Regions from separate parts of the Mus musculus genome. Here region 1 is linked to region 2. Evidence: chromatin loops called from intact Hi-C (ENCODE). Cell type or tissue: left cerebral cortex. All regions are shown on one strand.

The links. Hi-C counts contacts between places; a loop is a spot of excess contacts. Peaks named below come from ENCODE experiments on the same cell type or tissue, not always from the same donor. Only the 100,000 strongest peaks of a DNase experiment are listed, where the experiment ranks them.
Region 1: it touches region 2 in a loop (4-fold over the local background); 5 of 42 quality-filtered maps call a loop at or near these places.

Annotation. Positions count from the first base shown.
Region 1 is chr10:73,100,932-73,105,931 of GRCm38, reverse strand. It overlaps a transcript of Pcdh15 not described here. Among named protein-coding and RNA genes, the nearest start is that of A330049N07Rik, 17 kb to the right of the region's middle. In left cerebral cortex, a CTCF peak has its summit at 2,059 (motif pointing left); DNase peaks (open chromatin) are centred at 2,086, 2,309, 2,771, 4,046 and 1 more place; H3K4me3 peaks cover 1,367 bases; H3K27ac peaks cover 545 bases.
Region 2 is chr10:74,845,759-74,850,758 of GRCm38, reverse strand. No RefSeq gene overlaps it. Among named protein-coding and RNA genes, the nearest start is that of Gnaz, 120 kb to the left of the region's middle. In left cerebral cortex, a CTCF peak has its summit at 2,215 (motif pointing right); a DNase peak (open chromatin) is centred at 2,210; H3K4me3 peaks cover 315 bases.

The DNA of each region.
Region 1 (5,000 bases), 1.7 Mb after region 2:
TGAAGAATGGTATTAAACCCAGTGGCCACATTTAATATTTGCTCTAGCTACAAAACTGCTACAATTTAAATATAAAGATCATCACGGTTGTTTTCAGTGAAAAATGTGCACATATCCTCGAGGGTAACACAGATCCCTCATTTTCGTTTTTTAAAATCAATTATAACCTGAATTTTTGGAAGTGTGATGTTAGTGATGGACTTGTGATCCCCAGATGTTACCGCTATGCCACGCCTAACTCGTGGAGTTTAGCACACACCACATTTAATACAGTATAAAACTCCATGCCTGACAGAGTTGCGCACCTTCTTCCAAACATTACTATTTGGATTTTTAGCAAGTTTGTTCATAGAAGAAGAAAATATGATATGTTTGATTGTAAAAATATAGCCTCAGATTAGATGGCTTCACAATATAAGAAAAAAAATCTATGGAATCTTGAACAAAAGCCTCTTACTTTGTAGCAGTGAGGAGAAATAAAGAGGTTATCAATCTGGGAGCAGTGGGGGCCTGGGAGGGTTCTGCGGAGAGTGTAGCTGGGAGGATCCGGACAGGAAAGGGAGAGGGAATTGTGTAATTCTATTTACATAAAAAACATTTTAAAAGAGAAAACACACACACACACACACACACACACACACACAACCCACAAGCCATCATTTTATTTATACAATTGACCAATTCCAGGCATTTTGCTAAGGTGGTCAGGGAGAAGTACCTCTTAGAAGAAAAATATATTTTAGTTCTAAGTTTTATAGCTACTGGTTGTAATGGGGAAAGTTGCTTTTCACCTACAATCAGGTTTCCAGTTAGCAATACATAAAGCACCCCCCCAACAGGCAAATGAAGTTCAAGAAAATACAAGGCAAATGCCCTTCGCTTCTCTCAAAGAAAATAGAGTCAACCCTGACACCCTGTCTCCTGATGCACGGTGGTCTCAAGCCTTGCTACAGTGATTTCTTCTAGTCTGACCCCTCTAGACCCAAGCAGTCTGTAGGAAAATAAAGAGAGATTGAAAGGCAACCCACCACCATGGTCTTCAGTTCTCTGAATATAACCATTGGCAATATTCTACTCCTCTTGCTCAAATCTGGGTTTTCACGAGTGTTCTCATTTCCTATTTTAGCCCAAAGGCTTCAGATGAGCTCAAGCCTTCTAGGGATGGGCTGTGAAATCCACAAACATCCAACAGTCTCAACAGCTGCTGGAATGTGCAAGTGACTCGCTGGTGGTGATAAACTGCTCATTGTTCTTACTGAGCAACTGAACACCTCAAAACAGACGCATGCTAAGATTTATCCTTTTTTTTTTCTAGTTGATATCTTTAAAAGTGCAAAGCAATCCTGTTCATGGATGTGCTATCGTATTATTTTAAGTGGATACATACAGTTTTGAGGTAGCATGTATGAGCCCAATGTAAACACGGAGGGGCATGTTTGAGGGGTCGTTTTAGTTGTAAGAACCTAAAAGAGAAAGGACAGCACATACGACATTATAATCGATTGAGAACTGGAACGGGCATTCCTTATAGATTCAAAGTCGTGTTAAGAAATCCCCTGAGGCTAGAAAGACCGTTCAGTGGTTGGAAACCCTTGCTGCTCTTGCAGAGGACCTGAGTTCAGTTCCCAGCACCCACTTTGGGTATCTCATAGCCATCTGTTACTACAGCTTCAAAGTAGCTGTAGCTTTAACTACTATTTTTAACCTCAGGCAAGTGATATTCACTCTCTATCACACACATCACACACATACACACATAAATATGATAATTCGTATCAAAAGAAAAATTCCATCTGCTAACGAGACTGAACTGATTTAAAAAAAATCCAGATTTCATCTTCTCACAGATGAAGTTTAAGAAAAAGAAAAGCATTGTCAACAGGAGACAATGAGATGCCCTACCCAATATCTATTAGTTGGAAGTTATATATAACAATAATCTTTCATTCTTAGAGAAAACTCCCATGTCACCATTGCCATAAATTCAGTTTAAGATGTTTCAGAACGGATATTTTCAGAAGCGTAGGCATCACAATAGCGCCACCATGTGGCAGTTCTCTCTCACCCCATGGGTGGAGGTGGAAGGAGCTTCTGGATACCCCAAACACAAGCTCTTTCATATTATATACATGGAAGGGGACCCACTTGGTCATCAGAGCTGCCTCTCTACTTAAGCCACTTTACTAAGGCAGGAGTGCTGGCGGCTGGGCACTAGGATCCAATCGTCTTATCACTTCTCACACCAGCGATGCGGTTCAGAGGAAGAAAAGGCAGTTCTTTCTTTCTGCCTTGCTAGGATGATGTTAATTCCCTCCGTAATTTCCTTGACAGACTTCCAGCTTCCTAGAGTTTCTTCGAGCACCACCTACACACATATCTAAAGCGGTCTCTGGAGGTTCAACAGAACAGAAACACAAAGCTCAAAAGTAAGCTTACAATCCGAGTGACTCTGAAAAGATACCGTTTCATGAGAGCGCAACAGCTACTTCCAAAAAGTAAAATCAAGATGCACATAGATTCAAGAGCAGGCAACCAAGCCTCAGGTAGAGCATATGACACTCTGGGAAAAGCCATTTGAGCAAAGGGGCATACGTACATGCATGCATACATACATACATGGACGTGTGCATGCTCACATGCAAGTGCACACACATGCCCAAGTACTATTCTTGTTTTCACATGTTCTGCTGTCTTGTTGCTCTTGTATAACATCTTCAGTGGTAGAACTCTACAAATGCCTGTAGTTGACAAAATATGTATTCCACAAAAGGAGTGTTCCTTAAGAAGGCAGCCCGTGATGACTAGCTTTGACATCACTCAGCCAATGCACAGCACACAGATAGAACACCAGGGCACACAGTGGCAGTCTCCTTTGGGAGGAGAGGGGAAGGTCTGAGGAGTTTCATGAAAATGTCAAACAGACCACAGAAACACCAGCATGTCCAGTTATCTTTAAAGCATTCTCCTTACTTCGGCCGTGCCCTCCTAAAGCTTTATTATAAATGGAAGCAACATTCCTAGAAAAAAAAAACCTGTTTTCTGGGATTTTAAATATATACTTTGTTTGGATATGGCCATGAAACTATTTTTCACTATTAAGAAAATATAAAAATAATCAATGTTAAAGGAATTTTAAAAGATGTTCTTACTCAATAAAAAGTAATTCACAATCCTTGCTTCCAGTTATTACATAATCATTTTCATCAATACATTGATCAAATTATCATCTCATCGGACTTCTCAATACATTGGTAGCGTTATCATCATCCATATGTAGCTTAAGTTACCATCTACCCAGACTCATCCATACACTGATGTTGTAAAAAATAAAAATAAAGGCATAAACTGAAAGTTGTTAAACATGATGATAAATTAGCACCGGAGGATAATCATCCCCCACAGAAGACTCCATGGCATGGGGTGAGAGAAGGCAAGGTAGACTCGGGAAGGTAAGAGTGTGCTAGGAACACACCAGCCGACCTTCCCTCATGGAAAACACATCCAGAGACACTAAGCCTGCAGTGATCACAGGCCGTTTCTTGAGTTAGGACACTGGTGTCACCCAAGATGCTAAACCAAAGCCAGTGAAACAGAAAGTCCTGAACCTCCATGTTAGTGTCCAGTTCTCAGTCAACCTCAGGAATAAACATTTAAGGAAATAAGCACTCCACTTGAGGAATTGATTCCTGAGGACAAACCATTGATTTGGAAAGGGATTACTGCAAAGGAGAAGTTGTTTTCTTGGGAGGCTCAACTCGCTTCTGAAGTGAAGATCTGCCCTCGGAGATAGAGATGTCTCTCCAAGAGATCTCACATAAAGCTGACTCCTGATGAAGATAACTCATGCTATGCAGTGCTTGTGTGTGCTTGCACATAGGTAGGAACACGGGTGCGTATGTGCACGTGCACACACAGAAACACACACACACACACAATGCTCACACATCCACCGTTTCAAATCGTGCTTCAATTTCCTTCTCTTTACGGCAGCCCAACTCACCCTTAGTATACAGTTCATGTTTCTAACTTAGCATGACTTCCTGACTTCCGCTAAATTCTACTCTTCCTACCTCTGTGGAATCCCGCCTGCCCCTTCCGTAGGACGCAGCTGACTCCTTTACTCCTTATTCACAGGGGACTCCACTATTGCAGTCTCCGTAACTTCCTTAGGGAACCCCCTAACTCTGAATTGCCCTGTGAGGAAGAGCCCAGGAGCAGAAGGCCAGGGGTTTGGAAACTGACTGCGGTTTGTGAGTCATGGGAGAAAAGCAAAAGGAATGGGTGTTGTGTTGAGAGAAGAGAGAGAGAGAGAGAGAGAGAGAGAGAGAGAGAGAGAGAGAGAGAGAGAGAGAACGCACAGGAGTGGGGTCGGTCGGGGGGGAGCAGGAGAAAGAGAGAGAGAGAGAGAGAGAGAGAGAGAGAGAGAGAGAGAGAGAGAGAGAACGAACAGACCAGGGAAGGATACTTAGAGGGAGGAGGGGGGCCGAAAGGTTGAAAAGCCAGATCTTGGACTTCCTGCCTCTGCCTTACAGGACATCTTGGAATTGACAACACATACATGAGGAAGTTGGATAAACTCGTGCAACATTATTCTATTACCACAAATGACATTGGAAATGAATTGTAACAGCCGTCTCTCCGTGGAGCCAACCACGGCAAGCCTGGAATACTAACCGGTTCATTTATTTCAGTGATTACCATCTGTAGTTTCAAAAGCACCAAACCCTGGTTTTCCAAAAGCCATCCTCTTCAAGTTAACTCTATCATTCCATCCGGTCTCTCCACCTGGGTAATTTTTTTTTAAACAAAGACTTTATATTTGCTCCCCCCCCCACACACACACACTGTAAAGAATGTCATTTGTTAAAGTATAGCAGTCCTTTGGATCATTTGGGGGCCACTCATATTTTTAGCTGCTATTCCAAGAGTCCAACTGGCTTATGCACTCTGCAGGAACTTCTACCATGTCTAAACTGCAGTCAGAGATATGTAGTCTGATT
Region 2 (5,000 bases):
GAGTCAGCCGGAAGCGGGATGTCTCCATCAAATCTCTCCTCTCGGGGCTCAGGGAACCCTGTGGAAGAGGAGACAGAAGAGTGTAAGAGCCAGAGGGAATGGAGGACATCAAGGAAACAAGGCCTTCGGTATACAAAAGGACCCACAATGACTGTGGTAGCATGCAAAGGTATTTCTCAGGTTTTTGATGGATCACAGATGGTGGGCGTCCTAGAACTGAAAGGAGAAGAGGACACATGCCCCATCTCTAACCCAGAAGCTACCTCCAATGGAGAACTATCTGCAAATGAAGCTTTACTTTTTCTCCAAGGGAGTCTCACTGGGGAAACAAGCTACTCTTGAAGGGTAGGTGCCATGTGCAACCGCAGATGGCTGAGGCAAAACAAACTCAGCATCTTTGGAAGTTTTTTGTCTCATAATGATGTCAGGGCATTTTTTCTTCAATTTTATCTTATTTTAATTTTTATTATGTATGTATTGTCTCTCTTTTTACCTCACAAGTCCTTTATATATCCCTATATATAGATATTCATATTAATTTCTCTATCTATCTATCTATCTATCTATCTATCTATCTATCTATCTATCTATCTATCTATCTATCTATCTATCTTTCTATCTCTATGATGCTATGATCCATCCATCCGTCTGTCTGTCTGTCTGTCTGTCTGTCTGTCTGTCTATGTATCTCTCTATTATGGTTTAGTGTTTTTATCAGATTCCTTACTATGTGAACAAGTTGGTTTCTGTGTCTCTGTATAATTCTTGTGCCTTTTCTTGGGCTCTTTTTCGTCTGTTTGTTTGTTTGTTTTGTTCTATTCTGATGTGTTAGTTTTTGTTTTGTATTATTATATTTTATTATTATCCCTTAAAAGGCTGCTTGCTTTTGAGTGAGAGACAGAAAGAGATTGATCTAGAAGGAACTAGGAGGAGTAGAGAGGGAGGGGAAACCAATGTCAGGATTTGCTATATGAGAAAAAAAACCCCTATTTTCAATAAAAGGAAGAACAAAAAAGGAAAGCTTTTTATGACCCAGATGTCATAATGTCCCTACTTAGGGATATTTATCTGTCTACTTCCTGTTGTCTAAGAAACTGAAATAAGAAAAAGATACTTTAATGTGCACAGAAACAAGCATATTTATGGCTTCCATCCTACCACGGGCCTCCTTAATGAAACTAAAATAACTATGTCACTAAAAGAAAGAATTGGAAGGTCTTGTGAATGGTACCCTGACTCTCTTCCTTGGCTAAACTTTGCTAGCCTGTCAATAGACTGTGGCAGGAAAGGGTTATGTAGGCCTTCATGCTACATGGAAGATTAACTTCCTCCGTTATACAAAGATATATTCCAGAAGCCAAGAATTCATATGGATTCCCACCTGAAGCCGGCTTATATGTCGACAGAATGAAAACGTGAGTAGAATGCCATGATAGTCCCATTTTTTTTTTGGGTTTGTATTTTTGTTTTGTTTTTGTACTTAGTTGAACTCTCTTTTATGGTGTAGCAAGTGGCATACATTTAAAAAGAAATATTCATGCAGCTGATTAAAAAAATATTTAGTCTTGAAATTTAATCTGGTAGCTTGCATTTGGTGAACAAATGTGTACAGCATCTTTTTTTTCAATCAGGAACTCTCCCTTCGTCTAAATGAATGTATTTAAAATGCACGAAATTAATAAGCATTTGTTTCACACATTTCAACGTAGGTTTCTTCCTACATTTCTTTCATTGTCTCATTTTCTCAGAAAGGAAACTAGCAAAGTTTAGCCTCCTGTACTCAGCTAAGACCCTGGCTACACGGAATTTACCAAATGTTTCACAGGAGGAAGGATGCTCTGAAAGAATTGAATTCTCTTTCTCTTCTCAAGATCTAAAATCCTCTTGGTGTTAAAGAATCAGTGGCCGATATTCACAGAGACATTTTCTTCTGGGCAACATCACTTAGCTAGGAACTTTTAAAACATTAGGAGCTAGAGAAAACAAGCATAGATTTCTATTCTTTTGGTAAAGAGCTTCGGGAAAACCAGCCTCCCTATATAAAACCAAGCAATCGTATGATGCACTCTCAATGGGAATGTGTAAGATACAGAAGTTTCTGGCAACCCACCACGACCTGGTGTTAGTGTTTTTTTGTGCTTCGGTACTGCCTATTGTGTGGGATCTGCATTTGAATAGTAGCTCAACTTCCATCAAACAGCAGAGGGCGCTCCAACATCAGTCTGCTTTCTGTTCTACTCGGTTCAGTTTAGTCATAAAAATTAACCCTTAAATGTGAAAAAATTCCCAAGTAACATAGCACACACCCAAATGGGTACAATTGATCAAAGTTTCAAGGAAGTGTAGCGCTGAGTCTGAAACTTGTCTTTGGGGGAAATTGTTAAAAGTCTCTGTGACACAGAAGAACGGACGTCACTTGAATACAGAGCTGGTGTACTGTTCTAGCTTAGAGCAATGGAATCAAATAGAATCATCGGCACAGTTTGCAATCTTGCAGGGTGGCCACAGGAAGGTCACTCCTTGGTTTGTTTTTGCCGAACTTATTTTCAAAGTTGCTTAGCCTAATTTGATACAAGATGTATACAACCATTACTTCAATAGTGATATCAATGTTCCGGAATATTAGCGTGTGATTGTAACGACGGAAATATTGAATGGAATTATTTTTAAGAGCTGAAAACTTAAAAATCTCAGTATGTGACAGATGAATCCATCCTCATGGATCGTGATAAACACCAAGAGACTAAGACATCACTTTTCATGTCTTAAGGATGTCTTAAGGATGAAAACGGGACTGGAGAGGTGGCTCAGCACTTGAGAGCACTTGTTCCTCTTGCAGAGGATCTGTGTTCAGTTCTCAGCATCCACACGGCAGCTCACAACCACCTGTAACTCCAATTCCATGGGGTAAGATACCCCTGTCTTCTGCAGGTGTAATATACTCATACACTTCGGGCAAAACTCTCATACCCATAATGTAAATACAATTTAAAAAATGTAAAAATCCAGAGTGAAAATGTAGAAAAAACAGGCACACTCATGAAGCAAAATCATAAAATTAATTTCCAGAATTCTTCATAATCATTCATTATGATGATCTGTCTCCTGTCAGGGGTCCTTATTTGATATGTATCTTATTTCATACTTATTTTTATCCTGCTTTGTGTATTTAATTTTTATAGCAATATTTTTCATTCTTTCCTTTTTCTTTTTGTATGGTTTTTATTACATTTACATATATCATGACAGTATATTTAAAAAGAATACCAAATTAATGTATATAGCATGAATATAAAATTTCTACATTTTATTCCTCCCACAAATTTTGCAATGGATATCACAATTTTCACCATTTCTGTTCTAAATTTTATTTGTTATTTATAATTTGTTTATTATTTCCTGTTATGTGGTCTATGATAAGCTGAAACTCATAATCTTTCACTGTTTAAGTTTTTCTGCATTTAGAACTTTAAAGTTCTGAAAATTTGTTTCCTATTCTAGCATAAAATAAAATAGTAGTTCAACAAATTCTTAACAAAGCTCTTCAAAACAATGAGTAATTGTGTTTGGAAATGCCAGAAATGCCCTTTCTCAATAATGAACACTCGTTCTTCACAAACATCAACACTTACTTTCAGTTTTGAAACTCAAGAAGAAATGGTTCGTTTCAGACTCTCCTCTGCAAGAGCATCGACGTCTATGGTGTAAGTGCAGTCATCTTTGTCCTTGATGTCTTCCTGACTGTAATTTCTGAATCTCCCACATACTGCTTTGATCTTCTTCTGTGCCCAAGGAGAGAAGAGAACATCTGACCACCAGCCTTCACACAGTGAGTTGTTCATATCAGACATGTATGTGTGCCATATGTCACAGATGGTGTCTTTGCTTTCTCCATGTTGTACCATTAAAATCCAACCTGATACCCTCTTACAATAAATTCTTGCCATGTGGCTGACAAAAAACAGGTTATGAAATAAGCAAGATTTAGCTATGGCAACTCTTGTGACTAAATAGTGAGTCCAAACCCCAGGCATATGCTATGCATTCATAAAAGACTCACATTTAAATACAACAAAACATCTAAAAAGAAAGATAATCATTATAAGTTCCAGGCATTTCTGTTGCATATTCACAGGATGGTTTATTTCAAAAGCATCCATAAATTGCCAATAAAGTAACATCTGAGGAATGTCAGGTCATGTGACATTTGCAGTCTTTGTATGGAGAAACAGACTTCAGAGTCCCAGATATCTTAAAAGGAGCATCAAACAGATGAAGCCAGCTTGATACATAAGGAAGTACTGGAAGCTGAACGAAGATGAGACTTCATTGCCCTTAATGTGCACTCCAGGGACTTGGTCCCTTAGTGAACCCCACGGGGAGCCTAGTACATACCCAAGATAAAGGCTGACTGGCAGAAGGTTGGCTTAGAGAGGGGAGCTAGTTCATCAAGCATTTCTAGATAAGAGGAGTCCCTGGGAATTTGACTGTGAGCTGGCGGTGGGCATGTTGAGGGTCCAGTAACAGTTGTCTTTAGATCAACGTCTGTCTGGAGGAAATGAAGGGAGGACTGTGCAAGGGAGGAAGTGAGGTGGAGATGGAGGCTCAGTGGGACCTCAGCCAACTTTGGTAATAGTCACATTGGGGTGGTCCTTCACAGTCATCCTATATGGTGAGATTGACAAGTATATCACACTCCTTAGGGATTATTTATTGGATGCAGGATAATCCTGAAGGAGCAGATAATGTAGGCAAACATGGGGAAGGTGTCATTCAGGACCACTGGCAGACTGGCACACATGCAAATATATATGTTATATATATAATACACACACATATACATTATATATGTATACACATACACATACAATACACATCATACATCATATATGTATACATATATGTAAACATATTCACACATACACATATACATCATGTATGTATACACATATAATACAATACACACATACATATATACATCATATATGTATATACATACA